2 separate regions of the Homo sapiens genome follow, and region 1 is linked to region 2. Evidence: read pairs that join two places in POLR2A ChIA-PET (ENCODE). Cell type or tissue: PC-9. All regions are shown on one strand. Links, peaks and the distances in the headings refer to the core of each region. The heading gives the core; the rest is flanking DNA.

Evidence for each region. Peaks named below come from ENCODE experiments on the same cell type or tissue, not always from the same donor. Only the 100,000 strongest peaks of a DNase experiment are listed, where the experiment ranks them.
Region 1: POLR2A ChIA-PET joins it to region 2 with 7 read pairs; 2 of 35 experiments call an interaction of 5 or more read pairs at or near these places.

Annotation. Positions count from the first base shown.
Region 1 is chr3:18,854,612-18,870,825 of GRCh38, forward strand. No RefSeq gene overlaps it. Among named protein-coding and RNA genes, the nearest start is that of KCNH8, 290 kb to the right of the region's middle. In PC-9, for the core only: no CTCF peak of the experiment used is centred there; no DNase peak of the experiment used is centred there.
Region 2 is chr3:18,799,811-18,816,024 of GRCh38, forward strand. No RefSeq gene overlaps it. Among named protein-coding and RNA genes, the nearest start is that of KCNH8, 340 kb to the right of the region's middle. In PC-9, for the core only: no CTCF peak of the experiment used is centred there; no DNase peak of the experiment used is centred there; H3K4me3 peaks cover 499 bases; H3K27ac peaks cover 1,222 bases.

The sequences.
Region 1 (16,214 bases), core at 4,414-9,413, 52 kb after region 2:
TTTCATGAAAGCCCATTTATTTTGTAATTTAAATGTATTATTAAGAAAATTATAAAAACATTATCCAGACATTTTCCACTATGACATTCTTGTACTTTTAGGAAGGAAAATGATGCCCTGTAACAGAAAACATACTTTTCAAAGATCAGCCCAGCAAATTGGCAGCATTGCCAAAGTTAGAGCTGTGAGATTTGTCTTCCAGGTCCCTGTTCTAATCTGCTGGATGGTCTTCTCTTTTAGTTATCACATAAAACCATCCATGTAGCTGCAGAGAAAGGATAATTTTTTCATCAAGTGAGCCAGAGATTCTGGCAGCCATTTTCTAAATTACTACCAAGACTCTGTTATTGCTAGGTTTCCCACCTCCACCCCATCCCCAGTGGTTGATTTAAAAAACACATTTATTGCTGTTATAAAAGGAGTAAGTGATATTTACATGACTTTGTATATTTGCATGTATTGTTTCTTTTACAGAGGTAATGCTCCCAAGGGGACCTCATAAATGTAGACTATTTAATCTACTCACATGCTGCTCAAGGACCTCCACATTTGGAATCTGGGATGAGTTTCCTCAAGCTGGAATAACTTAAGGATGCTCTAGGGGAAATCTGGCTGCTGATGGGCTGGAGAAGCTGTAGTGAACAATATCTGGACTTACATGTAGATCATTGCTTGGAGGAACTAATGATGATAAACAGTCATTGACTTTGAGCCTCATCCCAGAATATGTGTCCTGGGCTAATGGATAATGGGAAAGAATTAGACAGTTCAAGTATGCATTCCAGTGGGCACACACATAGACTTAGTCTATTAGGAGACAATGCTCTGTACTTTGTCACCACGATATTTACAAGGATACACAAGACAGTCATATTTCTTGGTGCTTTAAATACCCATATGTATTTGTAAACCATGGGGTTGTAAAATCCAGTCCCTTTGGATGGATTAAGAGTAGAACTGAAGTGAAAGAAGTAATGGTTGTAAGTCAATGTTTTTCTTTGTTGCTGTTAACAGAATAATAGGGCTACAGAAGAAATATCTCTTGCAGGTGGGGCCTTGGGAGGTAATTAGGCCATGAGAGTTCTTCATTAATACTTTTGCAAAAGTATAATCTTCATTATGGTGAGGTTCTCTAGCATTAATAGAAGAAAGCTTCAAAATTATGGAAGATAATCATGTTTTATTAAACAAGCCTGGTTGCAGCTTATGCCACTCAAGGTACAGCACTAAATTCTAAGGAAGACACAGAGTGAGAAAAGTAATGGCTCTGCCTGCCCTTGAGGAGCTTAGAGTTTACCAGGGAAGATAAGGAACACAAATATAAACAATGATAGTAGAGGATAAAGATCAGAAAGTTCTATAGAAAAAGTTCAGGAGAAAACTGTGGGAGTGGTGAGGAAACAGGCTCTACTCAAAGCTGTTCGCAATCAGGGAAGATTCCTTGTGGCAGTGAGATAAGATTAGGGCTTTAAAAGATAGGTGGAATTTGAGTATTTAGAGATGAGAGAGGAAGGAATTCTAGGAAGAAAAACCAATGCAATCAAAAACTTGAAGAACTATATAGAAAGACAGTCAAGTTCTGAAAACAAGAAAGTTAAGATTGACTGGATTTTTATTAATCAGTTCATAATTGGATTTGTTTAGAGTGCCTAGCAAGATGAATCTAGTTTCAAGAATATTTTTCACCTATTCCACATACCTTGGTGAGAGAAAGCTAGTGGTTATGGAAAAGACCGTATGGAAAGATTGAATTTAGTTAGCTACAGAGACTCATTGAGAAACAGGAGAGTTAGCATTTGCTTGAGTGGAGCATCTCAAGGAAACCCTATTTGGAAGTGAGCAAGTTTATTATGTACGTGGAATATTCCATTGCCTAGCATTTGTTGGATATATTTTTTTGGTTCTCAGTTTTACCGTTAACATTCATTTCAGGAAGACATGTCTATTTTTTGTTGGCTTTCTATCATATCCCATGGGTCATTTTCAGACTAATTTGTGTTTTTCAAGATTCAGCAACCAAAGCTATCTTCTCCGTGAAGTCTTCTTTCCTCAACACGTCCCTGCAAGTGTTTATCAGACACTAATATAATCTTTTCTTAGCCTATCTGCTCCGCTTTACCCCCATCCTCCACCCAAGAAAGTGTTCTCAAATAACAGTATTGATTGGCAGAGAGAAAATGAAAAAAAAGAATAAAGGAATATATTTTTAAATTGATGTAGAGTTTGCTATCTTACTGTGAGCCATTTGTGAATATATTGGTTATATTTCCCTTTTTATGAATAAGTGTTGGTGTGACTGGCTAACTCTTCTGAAGGAAATAGATACCTGCAGAGTCCATGTCATCTGCAATCTCACCTACCACTTTGAGCTTTCATATCAGTGTACTGAGCGTACGACCGAACCCTAATTCTTCACACAGCAAGGGCCAAATAAAAGTAACTATCTACTTACAAGACTTGGAATTTTGGTGTGTGTGGAGGGGGAGGGGTGTACTCAGTGCCCTGGAAATCCTGATTTCAACAGTAGCATGTTCATTATTTCAGAAACGTTTCTAAGATTACCAAAGACAATGTTCATTTACTCTCTATAATTCACTTCCTCCTTTCTTTCTTCCCATTTGGTTTTTGTGATTCTTGGTCTGTTCTTGACTTCAATAATGCTGACGATCTACAATTTCCTCCTCTATTTTTTGAGTATCTTTTTTTTTATAGTAGCCTATAAACTACCTCGTTAATCAGATAGTGTAAAATCCAATTAGAGACATTAGAATCCAGAAATACAAGTGTTAAGGAATGTATTTCTTGATTGACAAGGAAGCCAAATAGACCCATCTATTTAGAATCTTAGCAACAATTAGCTGCCTTAGTTTCATTTATTGTGACATAAAAAATCTGGTTTATTGAGAGCTCTATTGAAGAAGATTTCTACGACATGCACCATGAGAAAATATCTTCAAACTAAAATGATTGTTTTGCTGTAATAAATTGAACCATATGTACACTATGTTATTCAATCTTTTTTCTTCAAGGCATAAATTGATATTAAAGAACATTTAAGTCATAACACATGGTTATCCAGGCATGAACGAGGCAATAACCCATATAAGTTGTCAAGGTGAAGCCAAAGCATTTATTAAAGGTTTGTGTTGTTTTTGAAAAGTGCATGGTTGGATAAACATGGATTAGTGCTATTATGCTGCTACGATGACTCAAGTGTGTTTTTACAGTGTCAGTAATTTTTATGTTTAAAAATCACTGGTGCAGTATATTAGCTATAATTTATGTTTATCATCTTGTGTACTCTAATAGGTTTCAACAAACCATTTAACACTTCAGCTTGTGCATATACATTACTTAATAGGTATTTATCTTAAAAAAGAGATACTTAACGGGACTTTCAAAGCTTGCAACTGCATGCTAAGAGAGAATACTGCAGTGTGTCACATTAACTTTCTTTTTCCTGTTTGCAGTTAACTTTGAACATTCTGACCACTTACTTCTTTGTTTAATGTGCCTCAGAATGGTACAAGAAGAATATAGTCTGTTAACGTCCTTGTCAGCAGGAATGACATCAAGTTCTCCCTGCGTTGAGTGTCCGTCACACTTGCTAAGTAGGGTGGCTGCAAGATACAGCCAGCACAGCCGAAAATATGACAAAGGCCCAGAAATCAGTTTGCCTTATTGGGGTGCCCTTTCAGAAGGTACTGGTTTACTTCTGACTGTAGTTGTATCTGTGAGGCAATTTTTGATTTATGTGACCTAGACACTTATTTCAGAAGAGTCTCAGAGAGAACCCTAGGGCCTGACTGTATGGGAGTGGGGGTTGGTGGGGAGTCAGTTGCAACTTCCCAGTCACAGGAGGTTTGTTGCAGCAATACAAGAGGGGCACTTCATTTATCATGACACTATTGATTCTTCCAAATAGTGCTAAGCTTATTGTTTTTGCTGCAATGATGACCTATTTCTCTTTTGGTTATTCTAGGTAGATGAATTACCGGAGTTTAGTTTTTTCATAAAGGAGATTGATTCACTTTTAAACTATATCCAGAGTTGGTGATGTGGAATGAGGTGTTTGTCTTTAAAAAAATAATTAGTTTAGCTTAACTACATTTTAACTTACTGACAGGCATGACAGAGATGGATTTGGAGGGGGAATACTCATGAAACTCTAGTTACCACTCAAATAACTCAAATAAATGATGCCACTTTATTTCTGAGATGGCTGGATGAGACTTTGTTAGGGATCCTGAAATTATAAATATACTAATCCACTCAGTAATAAATGTTTAGAAAGAGACTATAAATTCTCTAGGGCCAACCAAGCACATCAGTTGGCTGAGTTAGCAAACAGGGAGGATTTATTACTCATCGGAGACAGGCTGACCAAGATGAACTGTTTGGTATTGTGAACAACCTTTTCTCTTGTAAAACTTGTGATGTCACTTTGACACCATATCAGAGATAGCCATTATATCTTGATCTTTTCAGAATTAGCAATCTCTGGTAACTGGACCAAAATAGTTTCTTAAATATTTCATACTTTACTATTTTCATAATACCATTAAAGTTATATGCAAAACATGATGGACAGTTTATAAAAAAAATGCGTGTAGATAGTGTTTTCCATGAAAATAATTAGAGGGAAAAACTCATAAGCATCCAGCATGAATAGTTATAGTTTCAAAAGGAACAATAAGGATAATGGTCTAGCCGAAAACTTCCAATAGAACTTTCTAGAATGATATAGAACTTTGGGAAATGATGCACCTTCCAGAATGCATCATTTGTATAAGCTTCGGGTCTTTAAAAGGAACGCCAAAGTGTTAACCTTATCTAATATAAAATGTAGAATCAGAATTGAATTTTTTGGAAAAAGACCAAAAAAAGTTAAGCATTGGTATGAATTTGGACAAGTCAGTTAACCTCATTGTATCTCCATATCCTTGCTATAAAATGAAAAAGTAGGAAGAAAGAGTAAAGCCCCTCCAGCTCTAAATTTTATGATTTTCTTAAGTCTAACAATAATTAAAAATTGTGTGATAAACTAGTTTGTTCATACCTGTGGCATACATGGTGCTTCTCTGAGAGTCCTATGGTTGTAACATTAAGCAAATATCTAATTTCCACCTTCAAATTACCTAATCATAGTCATAGGAAGATGAGCAGCCAGGACATTAGATGACTGGTGGTTGGGGATATTGGCAAATCTGGTTGAAAAAAAATTAACTTTGGTCAGTATAACAGGTATGTTAGCAAAGCTTAAGTAAACAGCTTAATTTATTCCTTCATTCACCAACTACTTATTTATCCCTTCTATAACTCAGGAACTATGTTAGTAGATGAGAATACAAAAATTAATAAAACCCAATGCCTTCCCCCAACAACTATACAGGGTAAATGGCTAAGACAGATAAAGAAGCCTAGAATGGCCCATTTGGAAAGATTAAGAGAAGGCAATGAATTTTAACGAATGTGATTAATTTAGCCAGGCAGAAAAAATTATGTAGAGGCAGGTAGTGGGATTGGGGTTGGATAAGATTTGGGGCAAATTTCAGGTGGAGTCTTCAGTATGTACAGAGGTGTGAACACGGGAAATAATTTATTGCACATTATGATCTAAGAAGAAATACGGCTTCAGAGTTGTAATTTGCAATAGCTACACTCTTCCAGGGAGCTAGAGCAAGTGAGAGTAACACAATAGCGAGTGATGGGGGGCTGTGCTCAGCTGGAGGGCACAGACTCTCTCTAAGGGAAAATGTCAGTACTCAGCCCCAGTGGACCCCTATCTTGGAGAAGACAGAGCTGCTGTTACTATAAGGCTTTTACCACATCTTTTGAAAAAGTGATCACTTGGTCATGTGAGAAAGGCTATAATACATGATAGACATGTTTAAATCACTGCTTAAAAGAAGCAAAACATGGTTTCAAGGCTATATGTGTTAAAAGCCTTGTGGGATATATTGTTTTACATTAATTACAATCAATATTATTACTGCATTAAATGTAAGAAGTTTTCCTTTCTTATAATCTCAAAATCTGTCCGTAGGAATCAACAGTATTTTAAAAACTTTTTAATTGTAAAAAATTTTAAACATACACAAAATTAGAGAGAATAACATAATCTAGGTACCTGATACCCAGCTCCAACAATTATCAACATTTTACCATTCTTGTTTAATCAATGTATTCACTCTTTAAATCCCTTCATTTCATTCCTTCATCCATAACAACTACTATTTCTCCAAAAGATAAGAAGTTTCAAAACATTATCACACTGGATAATATTGCAATAATCCATTATTATTATCTGATACCCAGTTTATGTTCAACCTTTCCTGATTATTTCATTAAATGTCTCTTTTTCTTTTAGTTTGTTTAAATCAGGATCCAGACAAGGTTTTAAGTCCATTTGCAAAGCTCTTCTCAAAAATGATTTTGCAACAGACAAAGCTATTTACTTTAAAGAAACTGTGTTGCCCTTAACGATAAACATATAAAAAGTGGGCCATGATTAATGCTCTTTTTTTTTTTTACTTTTTTTTTACTTTTTTTTTTACTTTTACTCTTCCGGGCTCAGTTAATTATTGTTCTGTGACCTTGATTTTAACCTTTTGCTTAAATTCCTTCATCTGTAGAATAGGGATTTAAAAAAAATCTATCTCGTTGAGTCCTTAGTAGGATTAAATTAAATAAATCAGTATTGGGGGATTTAGAATAGCACCTAGTACAAGGCGAGCCTTATGTAAGGGTTTGTTAAATAAATTTTTTTAAAGTAATTCCCTTCCCTCCCTCTCCCCCTCCCCTCCCTTCCCTTCCCCTCCCCTCCCCTCCCCTCCTTTCCCCTCCCCTTCCCTTCCCTTCCCTTCCCCATGTTGGCCAGGCTGCTCTCAAACTCCTGGCTTCAAGAGATCTGCTCTCCTCAGCCTCCCAAAGTGCTGAGATTACAGGCCTGAGCCACCATGTCCGGTCATTATGACCCCCCCTTATCAGAGAGAGATATATATATATATATATTTCCTTTTAGACTGGAAGATCCCTGCCCTCATTTTCAAGTGACTTGTGTGATGTTCTCTATTTTGTGCAGTGAGGTAGTCTGCCATTTAAAAATAAAGCCCTTAATGTTTAAAAAGAAAAATACAAAATAGGATAGTTAGGTTTTTTTTCATTGTCAGAAAGGCAAGTGTCAACAACATCATAGAGAAAGTTGTGGAATCTCCCCTGTTTGTGTATTGAATGAATTATAATAACATTGATAACATCTTAAATACCAGAAGGCTTATGATCCTTTTATTTTTATATGTGGAAAAACTTGGGAAATTTGGCTACGGTTTTCTTGTTGTTCTATTATAAGAAGAAAGGGGGTTCTTTGTGGCATTACTGCATTTAATATGCAGATAACCTTCTGCCTTAGATGACACATAAAATGATGCTCAAATTCTAAGATCCTTTTTTATCATCCCAGAGAGAATCAATTTGTACAAACTTGATAAATAGCGATAGTCCCTATTTTTTGTTTTTAAAGTCAAAAGAAGCCAGTAAGCTGAAGAAATCATGGGAAGAGTTGGGTCAAGCAATTCCAGACAAAGCATTCCAGACTGCTTCCAACTTCAGAGAAATTTTCTGACCGCCATCTTAGACTTTCCTTATCTATGATGTCATACTAAAAGAACACTTTGACTATGTAACAACAGATTATAAATACATAACCTACAATTTGTATTTTTGCCTCTCAATCCAAGATACCAAAAATTATATTTAAAAAAATTAGATGAGTCCTAAACTTCATATTTATAGGATTCAAACAAGTTTAGTAGCTATATCCTCACATTCTTCTTTAGTGTGTTTTTTTTGTATAAAGTTCAGAAACACTGCTTAACAAATACAGAAAATGCTGCTAGTGTTTTACTATTTTAATTTGAACTTTATATATCTCTTAAACTATAAGTATCCTTAGCAAATAGTTGGCAGTCATAGAAATTATCATCTTTACGTTTAATCCCTCTCTCTCTTTCTTTCTTTCCTTTCTTTCTATTTCTTTCTTTCTTTCTCTTTCTTTCTCTCCTTTCCTTCTTTCTCTCTTTCCTTCATGCCTTCCTTCCTGCCTGCCATTATCAAGCACTTGAAACTCAACATATATAACACTTGTAAAGTCCTGAGAATGTAAAAGCAGATAAGACATGCTAGCTGCCCTCACCATGCTCACAGTCTAGTGGGGAAGACAGATTGTGTAAACAATCAGCATTGTCATGACTTAGAGGTGCCATGATTGAAACTTCATGGTGAGAACATGCAGAGCCATGGGGATATAAATATAAATTTTCCCCTCTTGGCAAAGGTAAGGCCTACATAACAGCTAAGTTACAGAGTGGATCTGAGGTAGGGAATGCTAAGGGGGAACAGGTTTGGATGAGGAAATTTGAAGTGACTACAATATATCTAAATGGCAATGCCAGGTAGGTTATTGAAAATGGGGGTTTAGAGTTTAGAAGAAAACATCAACCTGAACACTGGTGAGCCAACAGCATTCAGGCAGAAGTTAAAGCCAATGATGTGGGATAACATTCTACAGGAGTCCAAAAGACAATCGCCTCAACATCCCCAAGGGAAACTTCATTCTATTAGAGACAGAATGAAAAGGAATCTATGTTTTCTAAATGCATTTTAAATCCTTCCCTGAGAGCCAGCTTTGAAAAAGCATCTTGGCTCTAAGGAAGCAAGAGAAAGTATAATGGAGGGGAGAGAAGAGGAGAGGGGGAATAAAACTGGTTTGAATTGTTCGTGATCTCTAAGTAAGAAAGAGAGCAGGTATTCAAACCTAGAATTCAAAGCCCATTCTGTTTCCCCATGAAAGCCATGGGTCAAAGACTCAGGGAGAATTTCTGGATACAGCATATTCTCAGCTGTGAGAGGCAGAATAAGGGGTTTTGTGAATTTAAAGATGGGTTTGAGACTCATCTTGGAGAGTGATTTGTAAATATATAGATTAAGTTTCCCTGTAAAGTTAGGTTGGGAACCAAAGATGAAAGTGTTTACTAAGAATGCTGATGCAAAATGTCTTGGAAAGGAAAAGAGTGTTATTTAAGCACATAACTATGCCTCCAGGTTTATCTCCTCGCGTTATTATAGGTAGTTGTTAAAGAACTTGTGTAACAGGTAATCAAGCATCTTGAGGACAGTAGCTTTGATGAGTCGTCTCTGAGTATGAATCCCCTGATTTCATCTCCTGTGGGTCTCTGCTGTCAGCCACTCTAAAACCTTGCAGCAAGGCCCAGTGTACAGGGGGTATGGGCTAGGATGTAAGCCTCATGAGGAGACCTGCGTGATTCTCCACATATCTTTCCATGCTGACATACCATACCACCTCTGTGACCTTGGGCCAGTTTTGTAGCATGTCTGAGCTTCAATTCCCAGATCTGTAAAATAAAGACAAGAGTCCTTACCTCCTGAAGACTCAACATGATAATCTAAGCATCATCAGAATGGGGTGTTAGCCTTGTTCTAGACCAATTCCTACCTCATAGAATAATAAGCATTTCATAAATATTTGTTGAATGAGTAAAAGTACATAAAGTATGTAAGTGTGTCTAGCATAAAATAGGTGCTTAAGAATTATTTACTTCTTCCGGAAATTAGTACGGGCACTCACTCTTCCCATCTCCCAAGCTTAGGTAAATACACTTCTATCTCATCTGCCTATACATATTACAGATGTGCTCAATTTCTTAAGGAAACACCATTGATGTACTTCCTTGGACTTAGACTTCACCTGAAAATCAACAGAGAAAGTATCACAGGATGAAATACAGTTGCAAAGCAATATTTCACAATGTTCCAAGTGATTTCCAAAGACTGTTAATGGGAGCTATGTGGGAATAAAAACATATCAAATGTCAAGTCCAAAAATGTTGAGGGATCACTGCCTTAAACAGGTTTCTTCATTCTTGGACTTTTCAAAACCTTTATTTTTCTAATGCAAATTGTGATTCTCCAAGAGGTGAGTAAAATACACAACTTCCCAACCCTATTTGATCAAAGGACCCTTTTGTCATAGAAAATATTTCATTTTACTGAGATAACTCTTTGGGAAATATGGATCTAATCATTAGCTAGAAGAGTAGACACAAGGCAAAAGAATTCATTTTTATGGGGTAGTAAAACACTTTTTTAGGTCAGGGAAGGCTTATTTAGGATTGAGATGTGGAGCTCTCACAACCCAAGACAGTCATCGAGGAAATTTCCTTCCAATGAAGCAGTTAGGTGAGTGAAAACAAATGAACATAAAATATGTATATAATAACACCTTGGGAAAATTGAACATCTCTCCATTTAACATCTGTCACATAGATAATTGTAGCAACTAGATTGATTATGAGAGAGGAAACTGGAAGTTCAAAAGGGAAGCAGCTGAGTTTGCTTATATCACCTGCAAAGGGACTACTTTCTTTGGCAGATTGATATTGCACAAAGGTTTGAAGTTTCATTAAAGACGCATGGTTGGATGCTGTAACAGTATGTTACAGAACGTGTGTGTAATCAGACAATACGTTGCATCAGGCTATCAGAAAATATAATAGTATTATACATGCATCCTGGACTGTGCTATGCTGTACATGACATCCTTATACAAGGAAACTATATAACATCATGTCATATCTGAATAACAATAAAAATGTGATCAGCACATTAATAGTAAAATGACAGGTCAATTCCTCTGAATCATGATTTAGTGTCAATTGGGATTTTTTCCCTTGTGCAATTTTATAATACTTCAATGTCTATTATAATTGTGAAAAGCATAGATGTTTGCATTTTCTGAAAGTCCTGGTTATGTAAAATGGAAGAATTCAAAAACAAAAACAAAACATGAACAAGGACAAATAGCACAACAGAATTGTTAAGTTAACCATGTCAAGGGGGGCATTCACACCTGCAGATAATACTCTCTTCTTTACATGTAAACTTCCTGCTGAAAGCAGGTCAGAGTTAACAGCTGAATCAACTTGGAGAGTTTTAAAAAAACAATTAGTTTTATGTTCCTTTAAATAATTGCTTCATTATATTTTGTACATCTGTGCAGGGGTCTGATGATGACATTTGGTAAATTTCCAAATAGCTATAAAACCAGGGGAATACCAGTTAAGCAATAGTATAATCCACCTGTAGGTTAGAAAGAGGCTTTATATAATAGCTAAAACAAACAAACAAAATCCTTAAACAAAAGAATTGATTCTGCTCTGTGAGGAAATAATTCTGTTTCAGGTAATGATATCAGATACCGTATTTTTAAAAATAAAATTGTCAGTAGTTCAGAAGAGACCAACAAAAATGTTAAAAGGTTTGGAAAACAAGACCTGTGAGAAATAGTTAAGAGAATGGGAATATTCATTCAAGTCAAAGGAGGCTGAGGGGAGATATAACTGTCTACCTAAAAGTTAAATGATGTTACAAGCAAAAGAGGCATTAATTATTAGTGGTAGTAGAAGAGGGTAGTTAGAACAAAAGAGCTGCACTCATTTTATTTAGTATTAGGAACAATTTTTGTAGCCAAAAATCATTCATATGATAGAATTAACTGCCATTACTATTGCTACAGTAATTTGTTATGATAAGAAAGGAAACGTATGTCAAAGCATTCATGGATTCATAAATTAACCTATAATAAATGAATGAGCATCACAATTCACAATAAGAATATTCTTAAATACTTAAATCACAAATGGCCGATGCTTTTAGTAAAGAAGCACAATTAGCAAATACAAAAATTTGACATTTGTTCTTTGAACTATCTGATAATAAATTTTTTATAAAGTTATAATTATCAAAGAATGGAACTATCATATGAACTGACAGAAAGGGTTGAAGAAACAGAAGATGAAACCTAGAAATGCATTCTTACTTTTTGTATAGAGTAAAATACATTCTTACATTATCATATAGAGAATTAATATATGACAAGAAAGTAGGAAAATAAATTACATTTTTAAATTTGTTAAGAAGAAAGGGGAAAAGAAAATTTTATTTTATAGATTAGGCAAAACAATTGATTAATGATTTGGATAAAATTAAGGTAATAGTCACATGTTACACCAAAAGGAAGTCTTGCTGGATTAAAACAAGATTTTCAACAGGTGGTAATGGGAGATGATGGGGGGTGTATATGACAATCTTTTCAAGGTTTTGTGAACTACAAATGTTTCCCCCACTCTGAGAGTCTGCTATACTTCCTGAGAGTTACAACTCTGTCCTTGGTGAGAAAATTGAAGTTAAATAGATATAGTGATTTGCCTAAGAATTAATTGAACAAGTATTTATTTAGGATCTGCTATTCACCAGATATTATGCTAGGCACTAGAAATAGATAGATGAAAGGGTAAGATCCCTGTTCTAGTGAACTTTAGTGTACACCTGCTGTTTTAGTCCGTTGAGACTGTTATATACTATAGGCTGAATGGCTTAAACAACAAACATTTATTTCTCACAATTCTAGAGGCTGACAAGTCCAAGATCAAGGTGTCACCAGATCCTGTGAGAGCCTGATTCCTGGTCTGCAGATAGTCATCTTCTCATTGTAACCTCACACAGTGGAGAGAGAGAGAGCAAGATCCCCTGTGTCTCTTCTAATCCTGTTCATGAGGACTTCACCCTCATGACCCAATTACCTCCCAAAGGCCCCACTTCCTCATACCATAACATTGGGGATTAGGTGAATTTGGGGATAGATACAAACATTCACTCCATAGCACCTGCTGTTCTCATCTGCCGAACATCCACACACTTATCTTCTGATGGCAGCACCCTGATTTTCCTGTGGGAAACCATAATACTTCCAACCTCAAATGATGGGGTTTAGATAGAATTTCTTCCACCCCTAACCCCAGGTAGGAATATGGAATTTTGCTTGGCTAATGAGTGTGCATTACACCCCGGCCACAGTGATTGGTTCAAGAATAAACATTGAAAGGCAGTCTTGGCTCTGATGTTGGGACTATTGGTTGGATGATATCCTCCTTGCTTTGGTATTTCTAGGCTAGTAGAAAGTAACCCAGAGTTACTATAGGTCATTTTGCCACTAAGTAGAAAAATTTGCCTTAGGATGAATTGAAGAAGTAAAGCAGAAAAACAAAGAAAGAAACAGCATATTCTTATTGTATTATTTGAACTGCTGGATACAGCCTTGCCTGCAGGTGACTATTCCTGAACTTTCAAATTGTGTAAACAAATAATTTTCTTTTTGTGGTTGTTTTCTCATTAGTTTTTTTTTTTGTTTGTTTTTTTTTTTTTTTTTTTTTTTGGTGGGGAAGAGACAGGCAATCAATAAGCATGTTTAAACAGTAAATCAAATCAAATGGTGGAAGGTGATAAGGTTATGGAGAGAAGACTAAAGTAGAGCAGGGCATGATGTGTATGTGTGGAGGGGAGCACAATTTAAAAAAATGAGTGGCCAAACTAGGACCTTCTGAGAAGGTGACGTCTGCAAAAAGACTTGAAAAGTTTGAGGGACATCTGGAGGAAGAGTATTTAGAAAGTCTACATCCTAAGACAGGCGATTAATAAAGAAATCTAACTTTTACAAAAGAATCTCTGCCCTACCTTCCTCTCTATGGTGGAATCCTATTAATTTCTTTTCAACTGCTGTATTTCAATTGATCTTGGACAGTTATTTGTTAATAAGGAATACAAATACTACTCAAGAAGCTCTAGATTTTAGAAGCTGAAATCAAGAGAAAACTGGCTAAAATTGGCTATGTATTATTATATGTATATAATTATATATATGTATATGTATGTATATAAACTTTTATTTTTTCAAAATTCTACTTATGGATAAAGTTTTCAAATGTAAGCTATTTGTCCCTTGCTTTACTTTTGAAAAGTAGATTTAATAAGCTAATATTTAAGCCTGTGTACAATGATTCCACAATCAGAGTTTAGAATATTTTCTAAACAACCACTTAGAACAAACTATACTAACTAAGGTACTATCAGCCTTAACAGAAGCAATACTGGCAAACAATTATTTTCATTGCAGCACTGACAATTATGTAAATGTGTCTGGAACAGCAATGGGCACCTAATTATGACATCTAATTATGCCAATTTATGTATATACCTCCTTAAACAACATTTTATTTATAACTCCCTCACTTATTCAAAGACAAGATAAAGTAAAGAGACATTAACCATAGACAATTGCTTCGTCTTTTTATTATGAATACAACCTAATCTATTGGAATCTCAATAATCTGGTATATGTCCTCTTCATGTGAGTTTGTTTTTCACTCAATCTCTTTTGAATTTCATAAGGTGAGCAGAAATGAATGTGCTCTAGATGAAGAATTGATAGCATTCATTTTCTCTTCCTAGCAGAGGGAGCTATCCCATTTCACCTTACTTGAGCAAAAAATCAACATCGATTACTCCTTCTACTAAGCATGAGAAAATGATTCTACCCTCAACCACAAACAGAATAACTCAAGAAATACATATTATCACCATATCAGCATTATTTCCTCTAATTTAGATGTTTTCATTTAGGGTCTTTTTTTCTTCCTTTTTTCTTTTCTTTCTCTCACTCTCCTTTAAATTCTTTCTTTAAAAAACTATGGAATTTCTTGGAATTCGATAACATCTTTTGACTTCTACAGAGAAGTGTTATAAGCTTTCTCAGATATGTTCTCTAGAAGCAGAGTCTAAGATGAGGATCATGGTGCTAGGTGATGTACTGGCAGACTGCTCTCAGACAAGGGGAGTAAGTGAAGCACAGTATGGCAGGGCTAGGAACAGGCAAGAAAGTAGGTTCAATTGGAAATTAACCCCAGACTGCGCCTGAGGGGAGCTCTGGAACATGAGTTGTGCTAGAGAGTTAGGCCCACCTTGAGGCAGGGAGCTGGTTTTCATATCACAGAATGAGTTAGTCATTCACCTATTTTAGTATATCTGTGCCAGTAAAAGTCAGAAAATATTTCATTCATTTGCATGTGATTCATGCCATTGACCTGCCAGAGAGCGTAGATATGTTGTCTCTCAGTTCTAAGCCTTTTGATTCTAAATTTACATTTGAAATACTTTTTATTTTCTTCTCAGAACAAAACGTACCCACTCTCTTGTTCCAAAACATTACATTTGCCCTCCATATTATAGTTCACAGACCCTGACTGGTATGAAAGGGCTGAAGAGTTACATCTAGACACTTGGTAAAGTGTGGTCGGCAGGCCAGCAACATCACCTAGAAGCTTATTAGTAATGCAGGCCCCAACAACTCCAACCCATAAAATCAAAATCTATTAACAAAGATCCTGTGGATCTTTGTTAAAAAGTTTGAGAAGCACCAAGATATAGAAATCTCATTGAAATAAACTGATAGTAACTTAAAGAGCCTTTCAAGTTTTGGACCTTTTGTGTGGGAAGAGTGCAGAACTGATAGTTAAGAATTGAGCTTATTAAAATCTCCAAAACAACTAGAATTGAACCATTTTCTGACCAGGGAGAAACAATTCAGACAGACTTGAATTGGTCTGCCTAAATCACCCAATAAAAAAAAAAGACAAATAATCCAGTATTTTTTCATCTCAGTGTTCAAATGTGAAAAAATCTGTGTAAATGTTTGTAACCTGTCATATGTCTCTTCTGGTTCTGTTCTACCAAGTCATCTGAAGGTACTATAGGAAACTCTTCAGCAGTTTCCACTGAAACCTTAGAAAATCTTACTTTCATGGGTTACGGAAAGCAGGAAACCAAATTAAGTTTTGACTGCCAAGGAGGGAAAGAGTGAATCATTTTCATTTGATGGTTGCCAAATCATCAATCATTCTAAATTAATTCTCATTCCCTCTGACACTTGAGAAATACCAAAATGCACTTGAGAAAATGTCCTCAAGAAAATCTGGGATGTAGGAGCTCTGGTTCTTTGTATCTGTAAGGGCTATCACCTTAAGAATTTAGCATTCCACACCCATGATGGAGCTTAGGATTGCCAATTGAGTTGGAGTTCCTTAATTTGTAATATTTGGCAAGATTCATTGGAACTCTATAGGCCTGAGGGCACCCATATATTCCACACAATTCTTTTCAAAATATTATCAACTTTTTAAAAGATGCAAATATGTGTGAGAGCTATAAATTCTCCTATTTTAAATATCATGCTGTCCCTTTGGGAGAATCTCATGGGCATAGATAATTACTTCTATATGAAGAATAATGAATCACAACATTTT
Region 2 (16,214 bases), core at 7,210-12,209:
ATGGCTAGAAGATTCTTTATGAAATACAATAATAAAAAATTCTTTTGTCTGGCTGCAAATCTGAATGTGCACATCTGCAAATCTGAGAGTACGTGTCAGAGTTTTACTTGTCTATCTATGGATTTATTATGTTTTTATTTCTTATATCCTAACATTTATACTGTTATTTTGTCTGATGGTAAAAATGTAAATTGCAAGGATTTAGTCCTGTACATTGTGTTGCATGATCCAGGCTTTTATAAAATCTGTCTTGGCCCCACTTCATGCATGCACATGTGTGTGTGCATACACATTTCTTTTTTTTTTTTTTAATCTTTTTTATCTGATGAGTGAAGCGCTGCTAGCCAGAAGTTGACTTTGTGAAGAACAGCAGTATCCCTATAAAAGAAAGCCTTTTGCAGTTTGGAGGGAAAATAGGTAAGAATAGGTTGTTATAATAACAAAGCAATACTCATATATTGTAATTATGCTGAAACTTCAGGATTCCATATGCTGGAAACTATGTAGGATTATTCAAAAGATGAAAATAGTCAGAAAATAGGGCCAGAAGGAATTTGAGGTGCTATTAGGTATATTCTTTTTCCTTCCCTTACCCTAGTTTTACCTTGAAAGCATAGAAATTCTACAAACATGCTCCAAACATGATACATAAAAATAAACATATATTAACAAGTGTATAGTGGTTTTGCGTAGGAATGACTCCCCAAATCATGTATGTGGGCCTTTCCAAAATTTGTTCAAAATAAAATAGACTTTTGTTTCTGAGACAGGTTCGCTTGTGGCTGCCTTTAACAACTTTTTAATAATTGCCCCTAAATGATTTTTATCCCTGCAGTCAGGATCATTCTTTGCTATGAAACTATTTTATAAATAAGAAGATGCTGTACCAGTGCTATAGACAGTCTTGGTTATCTACTCAAAATTCAATCCACTGTTCTTTCTTGGTAACAAGGATGCAATGAGCCCTATTAAATGTTCATGTTCTAAGCCTTTCTTTTAGCTAAGAGTGAACTTGGTTTTAAACAATGGGTTTTGTGAGCAGAAATCCACAGGTAGTTTCTTGGGAAGAATGTTCTTCTTTACAAATGGGATGATACCACTCTTCTACCAGCTTTCCCTTCCTCTTTCTTTCTTGAATAAGGATGTAATGGCCAGATTTGTAGCAGCCATATTGTGACCACATGGAGAAAGTTAATATATTTCAGAGTTCTTGACCCTGACAACGTATAGCTGCTGAATCTACACTAGCAACTGCAACTGTCTTCCTCCATGACTTCTTGTAAACTAAAAAAAAATTTTTCTCCCTGTGTCAACTATCATGTCAAGTATTTTGTTACTATTAGCTGATTCTAGCTACCTTAAATTGTAAATAGATATAAAAAGCTCATTTGTTTACCTTAAATTTATAATTTTGGTGTTTTCTGTTGCTGTTATTGTTGTTGCTGTTATTTTGCCTGTATCTTCTTTCTTTCTTTCTTTCTTTTTTGAGACAGAGTGTCGCTCTGTCACCAGTCTGGAGTGCTGTGGCACAACCTTGGCTCACTACAAACTCCACCTCCTGGGTTCATGCGATTCTCCTGCCTCAGCCTCCTGAGTAGCTGGGACTACAGGCACGCACCACCATGCCCAGCTAAATTTTGTATTTTTAGTAGAGATGAGGTTTCATCATGTTGACCAGGATGGTCTCAATCTCTTGACCTTGTGATCTGCCTGCCTGGACCTCCCAAAGTGCTGGGATTACAGGTGTGAGCCACCGTGCCTGGCCTTTTTTTCTATTCTTAAAACAGGTCCTGTGCTCTTTGCTTTGATGCCTGTTTGCAATATACTTCCTGGGTTTTTCATCAAAAGCTTATATTAATTGAGGAGTTTGGAGTTGAAGGTGGTAGTCTCCCTCAGTTAAAAATACATTCTCTGGATTGAGGGAGTCAAGAGAGCTCTGTGGGTCTAATGAACACTGAGGATCAATTGCTGTGAGGATGTGGCTTTGCAGAACATCAGGAGGCTACATCTGGCCCAGGAACTCTGAATTTCACTAAGGCTTTCTGTCTCCGAAGCATAGTGCAGCAGCAGCAGAGACAGGGCCTGTGCTAAACTGAATCCCTCTAAATCAAGGTCTCATTCATCCTCCTTCTACTGAGCTAAAGTCCCCCATCTGACCTTACCCTGAAGCTTTTCCCCATATCCTTACCACATGTTTTCTTGGTGTCCGCTGTCTCTTGGAATGACATCCTACCTCCATCTGGCTGCTTCCCCATGACCAGAGGTGTCACAAAAGTCCTCTTCAAAGGGCTGCTCTGGCCTCTCCACCTAGGCAAATGATGCAAATGCCCTTCTTTATGCTTCTGATCTATGAAAGGAAGAAGGCATTCTGATGAGACTTGATTTCACTTGGACGATTAAAGCAGAAGTAGGACCCAAGGTCCCTCTACTCTCAGATCTACAAAATTATGATTCTATTGTCCCTCCTCTTTGGAGATAACTCTGCAATGGAGGAAGGGTTCATAAGTTAAGAGCCTTTGTTAGAAATATTGGCTCATGTTATATTATAAACCATAATCTTCATCAGTAACATATGGGAATTTGGACAATAAGATCTGTAATATTCACCTCATATCAAATGCACAATTATTCTATCAAAAGTTTCTTACAACTTATAAGGTATACTTGGCTTTTCAGAGGATGCAGTGGGGATTCTGGTGCAAATTTATTCTAAAAAAATTGTAAAACCAAAATATTTCAGAACTCTTCTACTTCTTAGCAAATGGTGCATTCTCCATTAGAATATTTGTTGGAGCATAGCAGGCAGTCAATAAATATTTACCAAACGAAAGAATGAATGAATGACTATCAATTTGGGATGCTTTATACCCCAAGATCTAAAACAATGAGCACATGTTTTAATTATAGCAGTTCTCATTTGACCCTTACCATAAATCCCTGGTCTTTACAAAAGCCAAATGCAATCTTTCAAACATGTGAGTTTCTGCATCTGGGTGATTCAGAACAGAAGGGGTTAATAAAGGATTGGATGCATCCATAGGATTTCTGTGAAGCACAAAAAGTACAGTGCCAACAAAATCCCCTGAAGAGTAAACAAAACTTGGAACTGTTGCAAACAATAAATTGTCAATACCTTATAGAAGAAATGGATAATGAAAACTTATCATGCCTATAGTTAGTATCCTCTTTAAAAGAATTTACAGAGCCTATGAAATTAAATTCTGTGCACAGTTCTCTTAATTTGTCCTTAATTAAACAATACTCCATAAATGGTGCATTCAGTGACCAAATGTTCAGAGACAGCAAAATGGTGGGTCCCAAGCCATTAGGAATGAAATAAAGGCAGTCCCTGGAGAGTCTGCAAGAATCTGGTCTCTCTAAGTGACAACTGATGGTTTAGGAAAGATAATTAACTTTGCAATTACAAACTGCAGCTTTCACGACTGCTGTTTTTCCCCCAGCATAATCTTTTAAATGTTGGATTATTTCCTATAATATGAAATAGTTTGCTTAGAAAGGGGTAAAGCAAACAAATGCCCCACCTTGGGCTGCTGAGTTCATCAAGAATTAAGTCCTTATTGATTAATTTAATGGGTATTGTTTTTTATTTCTAATGTTAGATCAATATCCATTTAATGTGTGATGGCTATGCTGATTTTCAACACACTAATTTCATCAGAAAATTTATACAAATATCAAAACAATATATTGATTCTATACAAAACCAGAAAAATAGAACTTTTATTTTTATCAGAAAATAAATAAAATTTCTGTTCAGTAAGCTATGAGGTAAAACTTTTAAAGAATCCTTATACTCCTATAGATTTAGTAACTGTATGCCATTTTTTCCTGCTTAAGTGATTCTCTGAAAATCTCATTACTTTATTTATTATGGATTTTTAAATTACCTTAGTACCGGAATAATCCAGTTTTCTTTCTCCTTCCTCAAAGAATTCAGTCTACCCTAACTCTACCTGAACAACTTTCCTTAATGTCAACTGACACTATGCATTAGGCAAATGTTAATGACAAATAAGAATTGCTGTTTTTTCTTTGAAAATCTGATCGCAGGAAGGCCACTTCATTGTGTCTATGCAGACAGAAATTGTGAACTGTATAAATATCCTGAACTAATTTTAGACCCAAAATACCCATCTTCTCCTCAATATTATCTGGTTCATCCGATGGCCATGTCTTTCTCTTCTTTATCTGATTTTCTGATTATTTCTATTTCTACATAGATGTGCCTGTCTGTACATGTTCAGAGTGGTCCTATCACTCACAGCAAATACACTAGCAAATAGACTTTGAAAGTTGACTCAGTCGTGGAAATGCACAAATTGCCTTTTGTTTACAGTATGTAATAAAGATGAAGAATTAGGAAGCATCTGAAAGATAAACTGGTTTTTATTTGGTGCCTCAAAAACTCAGAGAAAATTTGTAAGACCATCCCTTTGTCATTAGGCTTTTACATAATGTACTTAGGTTTTATTAGAAACCCTCATGTTGTTAAGGAATCTTTATATGTTCTCTGAACTTGGGCAGGATCACCCTTTCTCTCTCTCTTCCTTCTTTTCTTTCTTCCTTCTTTTATTTGAGCATCAAATATTTATTGAACTCTTACTACATACTACTACTAAGCCTGAATCTATGGCTACAGAGATCTACACAAGGAAGTGGCCATTAACTGAAAGTTGAAGTTCTTTTGCTAGCAGATCTCATACAGATACAGCCACTGGGGACTTAGATAAATACAGAGAAGTGGGCTGCTTCTCTTCCTGGAGGCTAGCTTCTACACTGGGACAGAAAACCCAGGCAACTTTCCATGTCTAAGTCCATTTCCATGTCTGCTCAGCAAAATTCCCATCTCTTTCTAAGGAAAAGAGTAATGAATACAAATTATCCACCAAGCTTCTTGACAAAAGCCCATTTTCCTACAAGATTGTGTTTGTTTCCACCTTAGTCAGCCTCCAGATTATAAGGATGCTCCTCCTTAATGCCTTTAACCTCTGACTCCTGCATTTGTCCCTTTACATTAACCTGGCCTTGGGCACTACGTTAAGTTGTATCCTAATAGCATCTGTGTATCTCCTGGGCTCCCCAAGACTATCTCCCACTTGTCTAATCTGTGACTTCTCATTTCTCTTTTCCCTATTTCCTTCACCACTTTTTTGTTTTGCATCACACCTCATCCTCCACTTGAGTCTTCTCTTTTAGCTCTCTTATGTTATCACCTGGTTTAAATTCACTCTCCCAACTCTGACCTTCTAACACATGCCCTCATGTCTCAAGAACTGTTTAGAACTACTCAGGAGGCTGAGGTGGGATGGTGGCTTCAGCTGGGAAGTCAAGGCCGCAGTGAGATGAAATCACGCCACTATAATCCAGCCTGGGTGACAGAGCAGGACCCTCTCTAAAAAAAAAAAAAAGTTCAGAAAGTATAGCATCACCCTGCCTTCATGTTTCATGGAGTTTCTCAGCTGGCCTGGGCCAGATCATGAGTGGGGAAAGGGGATGAAGGAATGCATTATGCATTCAACTGTTAACCCATAATCCAAAGCTTCATTGTCTTCTTTTCAGACAAATACAGAAGTTCCAACACTCATATTTATTATCTGCCGTTTCAAGATGAATATTTCTATGGACTTATTTTGGAATACATTGTTTTCCAACTCTAAATCATGCTATAAACCTTGTGCTTTTTTCACTACATAAAGTAAAAGGGCTACATCCCAGATGATCAGGAATGTGTCATATTTGTTGTTGTATTTCCTTGACAACTACCGTAGGATGTTGGTGGAATGTTCTCAAACTTTATCCAACAAATGCTAATTCTGCTTGATATCACTGTGCATTTTGCATGGAAAACTTTCCATCAGCAAATATGGGAATCATGGGCTAAACAAAACTAAATAGGTTCCTTTACTTCAGGACTCCCTGAGTCTTAAATATGGTAATGTACTTACAGTATTCCAAGAGGAAGATAAAGGATATGATACTTGACCATGAATGCTTTTTTTTTTTCTGAAGCGTCTTGAATAGCTAGTGTTAGTGCTCTGTGGAGCACACATTTAGTGAAATACTGTTCCACAAAATGAAATTTTAAGTATTTAGAGAGTAATTAAAAGGCTTTCATAATTTGGTCCTCATTTTCCTTTCTATCTTAACTTATTTAACTTCCATAAATTTCTTGTTAAGAACTTTATATTCCAGGCAAAAAAAAAAAAAGGCCATTTGTTATTTCAACACAATCTATGCTTTGCTAAACACCTGCTTTGCTCCCCTTTTTTTCCACTCTTCCATCTAGCTTTCTCCAGTTAAAATTATTGCCCCTACAAAACGTCTCCTTATCCACAAAGCCTTGGTTTATTACTTAACTGCATGTGACTTTCCTGTATTCTCAAATTCTGTAGTACCATTTTTTATGGCATATATCACAATCTGTTGGATATTGTTGCTAATGGTGACCTCATTTCCACTATCAGTTTCCAATTTTTTTAAAAAAGAATACTATTGTATGTTGAGTTATCTCCATGAACTAGCCATTCTTTGAGGAATTTTATTCATTTATTAATTTAGTCATTAATTCATGTTAGGATGAGTTCAATCAGCCAAGCTAGATGGCTTCAATTTCAGCCAGCCATCATAGTTGATGAGTACCAAGGCATGTTCTAGAGGTAAGAACATGTGTTTTCTGATACTGCTGTAAACAAGGTAGACAAAACACTTTCCCTCATGAATTTTACATTCTAGTGGATGCAGATTATAAACATGTAAACAAAGGAATAAATAAATGATTTGGAGAGTGGTGCTATGTAGAAAACAAAACAGAATAAGAGTATAGAGAACAACAACAGAGATGGGATGATTACATTAAGTTAGAGTGGTCAGGGCATTTTATCTATGTTAGCAAATTGAAGTTCCATATGAGGCAAAGTTCCATAGATTGACCGAGATCATTTAGATCTTAAGTATTAGAGCAGGGCTAACATATATGATTGCATAGGTCGTGCATTGCAAAACTCTAAAGAACAGCATTCTTATCATTGTCCATGTGAGTAATGCCTCTGTCAGTCTGTTTTTTTTTTGTTTTTTTTTTTTTGAGTTGGAGTCTCGTTCTGTCACCCAGGCTGGAGTGCAGTGGCAAGATCTTGGCTCACTGCAACCTCTACCTCCCGGGTTCAAGCGATTCTCCTACCTCAGCCTTCCCAGTAGCTGGGATTACAGGAGCACACCAGCACACACAGCTAATTTTTGTATTTTTAGTAGAGATGGGGTTTTGCCATGTTGGCCAGGCTGGTCTCAAATTCCTGACCTCAAGTGACCCGCCCACCTCAGCCTCCCAAAGTGCTGGGATTACAGGAGTGAGCCAACATGCCAGGCCTCAGTCATGTTTTTATGGAGAAGCAGAACCACTAAGACTGATGTGAAATAAGGAATTTATGATAGAGATTATGCCTTAAGTACAGAGGAGAGCTTATAAAGAGTTCTACAGAAAGTCATTGCTTCTTTGGGTATGGGATGGAAATCACTGTAGGTAATAAGGGACAATGGTGCCTCAGAAAAGATTACATAAAGTGGGAGAAAATTAGGACAGATAGGAAGCCACAAACAAAACGGATCCCGTAAAGACAAATTAGAATTCATGTCTGTGTCTCACTGCCTCCAACCTGAATGAAGCGAGTAGTGTGCTGACAAAAAGACCTGGAGCTTTTCACCATGTGTCTGTACAAGCACCTGGGCCAGGTCTTGGAGAAGCTGAAGGAAGAGATTCCATGGGAATTGGAAGAGCTGCAAACTGGCTGCTGCATATTCCTATGAAGTGGGCCACAAGATGATTGACACGTGAACAAGCTGCAACAGTTGCCCTACAGCAAAATTTGAGTGTAATGGCTGCTGCTTCCACATCTTGCATTAATTTCTTTTGTGACTAACTCTAACCAGAATCAATGTCTTAGAGCAGAGGTGGGCTTTCATTTCGACTTTGGGACTTCCAGAGTTACATGCTTTTGACGACACAGTATTGCCTCTTTCATGGAGGATATGTGTCATATAAATACATCTCATAATACCTACTGCAGAAAGTAAGTGCTTACTAAATATTTATTGAATAAATAATTCTCTGACCTGAAAGTGACTCTAGAGAATAAAATTCTTAAATTTTCAGAGTAACTAGACTGTATCAAAGCACACAGGCTGGAAAAAATAGTCATTTACCAAAGAAAAAATAGAGTGATCTCTTTGTCACTGAAACACTTTGCTTTTAGGAGAGCAGGACTGAAGATCTCATTTCCAAACTTAAGCATTTGTGTGGCCACATTACTAGACCAGAATTACCTGGGGAAAGAAACTTCTGGGAATTTGTTAGAAATGAAAATTTTCCAGGTCTACTAAATCAGAAATTCTGGGGATGGGACCCAGCAGTCTGCATTTGAATAACCCTTCAGGTAATTCTGAGAGATGCTCAAATTTGAGAATCACTAATCTAGAGCCACTAAATTCCTGGGCAAGTGAATAAAAGGAGAAGTCGAAGTAGGCCCTATTTGGTGAATCTGCAAGTTTGGTGGGTAAGAGGAATGATAAGAGGAGCCACCAAATTGCAACTTTAGACAATTCAGGAGTCAGGCAAAAGTGGAAATGGTAGCAAGCAGCCTTTTGGAGCAAGCGCATCTTGAAGTTTCAAATAAGTAACAGAGTCACTCATTGGCAATGCTGGGGATTTCTCCAGTCGTATATGGCAGCACCTTTTCCACCCATGCTCATGGCAGGTGGGTTGCTGATTGCTTGTTACTTGGGCAATCTCTGGGTAAATTAATGAATCACATCATGGATTCCTATCCTTTTAGTCATGCAATTTGATATAAATGGTGACGCAACCACACTGCCCTCTCCAGCTACGTGTGTTCGTGTCTCTCCTTAAGAACAGTTTCTCCCCAGATCAATGTATGATGGTAGGATAATATTTTGAAATGCTAATCACCATAAGCGTTGTTTTTTACCCTTTATTTTCTACTTGCTTCTGTGTCACTATGCTCAAAGTTGAAGCCCTGATTCTCTGTGGCTTTTCTGTTCCATTATCCTAAGACTTTAGGACACCTTAGCAGATATGTTAAACAGTTGATAAAGATGACTGAGACATAGACAAGGTATCTTAGTAAAAAACACAAACAGGAAAGAGATATTCCTTTGACTGAAGGTTGGAGATTTAAAAGGGAAGAAAGAGGAAAGACTGGGATAGAACTTTCATGTAGCTTTGATGGTGAAGAAGAATCTCAGAAAGAAAATGGTTTGTGGCTATGGTTATGTCTATAAGTGCAGGGGAAGCCTTGCAGAAGTATTCCAGGCCCCAAACCTGAAATAAAAAGAGCAGAGAGGTTGGGCTGCGTAGCTTATGTCTGTAATCCCAGTACTTTGGGAGGCTGAAGTGGGGAATTGCTTCAGCTCAGGAGTTCAAGACCGGCCTGGGCAACATAGTGAGACCCTGTCTCTACAAAAAATTTAAAAATTAGCTGAGCGTGCTGGTGCATGCTTATAGTTCCAGCTACTTGGAAGGCTGAGGTGAGAGGATCACTTGAGCCTAGGAATGCGAGGCAATAGAGAATTATGATCACACCACTGCACTCTGGCTGGGATGACAGAGCTAGACTATGTCTCAAAAGAGAGAGAGAGAGCAAAGAAAGAATAGAGAACTTCTAGGACAGCAGAAGTGTGAGCAGTAACTCTCTAGACAAGTGACCCATAACTAGTTCCATAACACCCCCTCCAAATACCTTGCCACTATGCAAAACTCAACAAGTAGAACTCAGAAAATGGCTAAGTTTAATTTTTCCTCTAAGCCTAGGAAATGAGTTGATTTATGGCAAAGGCAGTACAATTTCTTTCAGATATAAGTATGTGAACTGAAGCTAATAATTCCTAAGACTGTGACTCTTTTGTCACTAAGATTATGTCTTCTCCATTACTTTATTTTGATAAACAATGTGCTGTGTAGGGAAGACCCATTATCCCGAAATGAACTTAAAACTGCTAGATCAGCTGTTTTTAGAGGTGAATTGCCAGAAACAGGGGAAAGAAGGAAGAGAAGAGGCAAATGTAATCAGATTTCAGACTTAGTGATAACTGGTATATAAATTCTTATTTGGAAGGGCTGGATATCACTGTTACTCGGTGGTGCTCCTGCAGTGGTTTCACTTGATATTTGTCTCCTCTTAACCTAGTAGGAAAGTCAGGCTGTGAATACCATTACATGTACATAGTGCAATAAAGTATGTTTGTTTAGATATTAACAACTTCCTCCTTAGATATTAACAACAATCCTCCACTGGTAGGATAGAGAAGAAAGTGATTAAATTTGGGGACTGGAGGATGTATGAGTCAGGGTCCCAGTACAAAACAGATGAGTCATTTAAAAGAGTAGCTCTGAAACGAAAAAAAAAGGATGGTTGTAAAGAAACACAGGGCAAAGAACCCACATCCATGGCTCAGTAGAACCTGAGCTATTACACCCAAGATCCAAACAGGAAAGAAAGGGACCAGAGAAAGGAAAGGGTCCAGAGCCTGAAGGGAAAGAGATGTAGAATCAGAGAACTCGAGAGGAACAGTATGCTTCATTTGAGACACAGCCAGAGATGAGTTCACAGGAAGGATGCTGGGTGTACATCCTTAGGCCTTACCCACCTACCTATTTCAGTCTTCTCTTAGGGGTCCCCATATGCTGAACCCAGCCTGAAGCTAAAGGACTTAAGAGCCCAGGTGATGTAGCCCATGAAGTAAGCCTTTTCAGGCTGAGGCCAGGCAGGGTTGAAAAAGGTGGATCTGGAGGAACAAACAGAGGTTACATGAATGAGAAATGGTGTCTCAGAGTAGATGATGCCTGAACAATTTGAAGGAGCCATAGGAGTCTGCCAGATATAGAATGGAAGAAATTACTTAGGTTTGCTTCCCAAGTTGGTTTTATGTTGCTACAATTCTGACATTTTCTAAACACATTTTCACTTATTAGAATAGGATGTAAGCAGTATGGTGGGTGGGTTTTACCCAGCCACATTTAATTTCTTAAGTTAGTTCATATATCAATATCTTGTCACCTGTTGTTATGAGTTGAATTGTGCCCTCCAAAATGATAGTGAAGTTCTAACCCCTAGTACCTGTGAATTTGACTTTACTTAGAAATAGGATCTCTGTAGATGATCAAGTTAAGATGAGGTCAGTAGGGTGGGTCCTAATCCAGTATGAACGGTATCCTTACAAAAAGGGGAAATTTAGGCATAGAGACAGAAATGCACACAGGGAACAGTAGATGAAGTTGAAGGCCGAGATTGGGGTGATATGTCTACAAGCAAAGCCAGAGATTGCCAGTAAACTACCAGAAGCTAAAGCAGAAGGAATGGAACATATTCTCCCTCACGGTCCTCAGAAGGAACCATCCCTGCTGACCCCTTGATCTTGCCTCCAGGCCTCCAGAACTATGAGACAGTATATTTCTTTTGTTTAAACCACTTAGTTTGTGGTACTTTTTTATAACAGCGCTAGCAAATTAACACACCTCTCAGTAACATATCCTCTTATCCCCTATAATTCTTCTTCTCTGCTACAAAACACATATGTCAATGATGGAAAAACTGCTCACCTTTATACAAAACAATATAAAGTATCAGAAGATATATTATATTTAACAAGGTTATATTTCCAACAGAGGTCAATTTATTGTGAAACCAATAAAACTTAAGCCTTGAGACCCTCAATTATCTCAACCCCTTCTAAGGCCCAGTATCTAATTTTTATATTCTTAATTTAAACTCTTTTTCTAAAAGAGAGTACCCTGGTTATTTGGACTCCACAGAACCTGTGTCTGCCCTTTATCTTAACCTCTGTTGTTGTAACCCCCAATCCCAGCTAGTAATGCAACACAGTTGTGTATGTGTTTGTATCCTAATTCAGTCCTAATATGCTTTCAAATTCATTGTTCTTATAATCAACAACCATTAAAAATAAACTCGAAGGAATAACAAACAAAAAGAACAAACAACTTTGAGAGTCCTTGAACACAGAGTGTTCTAGGCCCAGTGGGATTCCAAAATGAGGACAATAATCCTTCTCTAGTCTGCACCAAATGGTGGTTTACAGTTTTAATTTTTTTTTTTTTTTTTACCTGAGGGTTCTTGTTTCAGGTGAATTACCTCAGGGAGAAAGCCCATTTTTGATACTCCTAAATCTCCCACTATTTTTTCTAGGTTGTGAAACCTCAATTGCTTTGAAGAGAAGATGGATTAAAATTACAATTACATTCATTAGCATATCTAAATGGAAGCATCCTGCCTTACTGTATGTACTCATTAAGAGTGAGCATCAACAGCATTTCAGAACTGGCTGCATTAATTAGATGATGGAATCGTGCACATCCTTAGAACTTCTGCACAGGATGGAAAGAGCCTGAAGGTTATGACCTGACTTGGCCACGGCTCTGGGGGGTTTTCTGTCTCTGTAATTTATATACCCCTCCACAATATAGGCCCTACTCTCATCTGTCATTAAAATAACCATCTTCAGGTTTCATAAGTATGTACTCAAACTTAAATCCTATTTTAGAAGAAGAAGAACAGATATCTCTCAAGTAACTCCACATGGAGTTGAGCACATTGGCTGAGGTACTGGTGAGATCATCACAGAAAAAGAAACCCTATTCATTTTTTTTCCTTTTGCTCTGGACAGCAACATCCTGGCACTTTTCCAAGCCATGCTGACTAATGGGAAGTCGTAGAGTTCATGTACACCTTCTAATATTTGGCTTTGCAAATGTTCTGTGTGACTTCTGCTCAGCATCGTGGTGGACCACTTATTCGTCAGTCCTCATGCTTCCATATGAAGAGCACACTGCTTGAGAAACCCTCTAGTCCCCTTTCCACTCCCTTACTCCTTCCTACTCTGGGGAGGAGAACTCATTTGATTGGTGAACTTGGGAGAAGGAACGGAGAAGTCTTGGAGCAGTGCCTTCCTTCCTCTCTGTTTGGAATCCTCTTGTCTATAGAGGGTACTTGTTCTGTCTGTTCTCTGCCATGCCATCAGTATCCATGGGTTATAAAGACCTGATGTTTTCAGCTATATCTATGACTACATGTATAAGTCTGTTTGGGATCATCCCCCAAAATAGGCTGCCAACAATTCCTCCTCTTCCTGCACATGCTTACCTATTTTTCTGTCAAGAACTAAAATCTATTTCCCCGCTTCTTAAATCCAGGCTGGACTTCTGATTTATTTACACCAATAAAAGTACCATGGTACTGATGCTTTATGAGTTCTAGGTCTAGACCTTAAAAGGCCTGACAGCTTCCATTTTTCCCCTAGTGGAATCTAGTTGCCATGTTGTGTGGAAATCCAGCCTGTCTTGCCAAAGAGACAAGGAGTGTGAGAGGAAGTTCCACATGAAGGGACCACGTAGAGGACAACCAAATCATCATGGCCAAATCCAGCCCTAAGGCTCCAGACATGTAGGGCAGCCCTCTTCGGCCATACAGCCCAGCCTGCCTGCCACCTGGATGCAGCCAATATGAGTGACTCCATCAACACCACACGGAGTAGAACAGCCCAGTCAACCTATGGAGTCATTAGAAGTAATGAAACATTAACACTCTAAGCTTTCGAATTTGTTACATAGCAATAGATAACTCATCATTTTTGTAAATTCATGAAATTTTAGAGGTGATGACTCAGCAAGCCCAAGTGGGCACACACATAAATCATATTCTCCAAATAGCTTTATTAGTAATTAAGATGATAGTTTAATGTCCATCTTCTCCTCCTGGGCCTGCTTATCCATTGAGTCAGAACTCTGGAGAGGAGAACTGACTGGCTAAGACTCCTTAACTAGAAAATACTTTTTTTATCTACCTAAAAACCTATGTGTCCTGTAAGAGTCAGCCCAGCCCAAACGTCACCTCAAAAAGAACTTACCTGATGCAGATCCCTCCTGTCTGTATTTTCCCGGAGTATGAGTTCATCACAGCACATGCTTGCACTTTGTGTTTGACGTTACTCCATACTCATTGAAGTCAGGGGATAGGTTTTATCTGAATTTACCTCACCACCCTCACAAACATGCCTAATCCAACATTACAGTTAATAAGCACTTCTCTTATGTAATACCTGAGAAAATTTGTCTGGTTTGCTTCAGTTAAGAGTATGAAGCTTCTTCACTCTCCCAATCCTTGTTTTTCTAAAAAGTTTTTTTTTGATGTTTTGGTCTCTATATAAAACAATATAAATTATCAGAAGATGAATTATATATTTGGTGTACAGTTTGGCGAGGTGGAACAAGCACTAGCTTTTGGATGGAGTTAAGTCTCAAACTTATTTCTGGTAGCTTTTGCTTACGTGGAATTGGGTGACCACTTTCCGTTTCTGAGCTCTAATCTCCTCATTGTAACTTGGGAATAATTACTGGTAGACTTTCAGTAATAGAGTTTTTAAACAGTTTTATTGAGATATAGTTCAAATACAATACAATTTACCCATTTGGCATGCACAATCACCACAATCTCACAATCTGATTTTGAAATATTCCTGTAACCCTATACCCATTAGCAGCCACTCCCCATTTCCCCATTTCTCTTAACACTGAGCAACCACTAAACTACCTTCCTTCTCTATAGAATTGTCTATTCTGATAATTTATAAACATTCAATCCTACAATATATGATCTTTTGTGACCATATTTTTGGTTTTTTTTTCTTTCTTTTTTTTTTTTTTTGGATGGAGTCTCACTCTGTTGCCAGGCTGGAGTGCAGTGGCACGATCTCTGCTCACTGCATCCTCTGCCTCCTGGGTTGAAGAGATTCTCCTGTCTCAGTCTCCTGAGTAGCTTGGACTACAGGCATGTGCCACCATGCTCAGCTAATTTTAGTATTTTTAGTTGAGACAGGGTTTCACCATGTTGGTCAGGATGTCCTCGATCTCTTGACCTCATGATTCACCTGCCTCAACCTCCCAAAGTGCTGGGATTACAGGCGTGAGCCACCATGCCCAGCCCTGTGACCATATTTTTTCACTTAACAGAATGCTTTCGAGGTTCATCATATTGTAGCTTGTATTAGTACTTCATTCCATTTTACTGCTGAATAATATATTGTTGTGTGGCTATAGCACATTCTTGTTGTCCGTTTATCAGTTGACGGACATTTGGGTGGTTTCCACTTTTTGGCTGCTATAAACTGTGCTTCCATCAACATTTGTGTATAAGATTTTATGTGTACATACGTTTTCATTTCTTGTAGATATATACATAGGGTTATATAATAGGAGTGGAACTGTAGTATATGAGTGTTCCCATTTCTCCTCATCAACACTTATTATTGTCTGCCTTTTAGCTTTAGTCATTCTAGTGGATGTGAAGTGGTAGAGGCATACCATCAAGATAGCATGGGTTCAGTCCCAGACCACCATGATAAAGTGAATATTGCAATAAACTAAGTCACACAATTTTCTTGGTTTCCTGGTGCATGTAAAAGATATGTTTACACTATACTGTAGTCCATGAAGTGTATAATAGCATTATAGCTAACCCTTTTACTTGAATACTGAGAGGCCATTGTAGGGTTATTAATTGGCCTTGTTTCAATATTATTGTGTCCCAGGGAATAGGAGGCCTGAAAAGAAAGAGAGAAATGGAGAATGGCTTGTCAGTGGAGCAGTTGGAACACATAACAACATTTGTCAATTAAGTTTCCTGTCCTGTATGGGTGGTTCCTGGTATCCCCCAAACCATTACAATGGTAACATCAAACATGACTGATAACAGATAGAATAATAATTTAAAAGTTCAAAATATTGCAAGAAATACAAAAATGTGATACAGAGACATGAAGTGAGCTCGTGCTTTTGGAAAAATAGTGCCAATAAACTTGCTGGATGAAGGCTTGCCACAACTCTTTGAAGCAGCATGAAGCAAAACATAGTAAAATGAGTGAGGTATGCCCTCTATTTTATTGTGGTTTTGATTTGTATTTCCATAATGAATAATTATGTTGAGCATCTTTTCATGTGCCTATTATCATTCACAGATTTTTTTTCTGGAGAACATCTATTTGTATCTGTTGCCTATTTTAAAAATTGGGTTATTTGTTTTTTTATTGTTGAGTTGTAAGATTTCTTAATTTATTCTAGATATAATTCTCTTATTAGATACAAAATTTGCAAACATTTCTTCACACTCCATAAG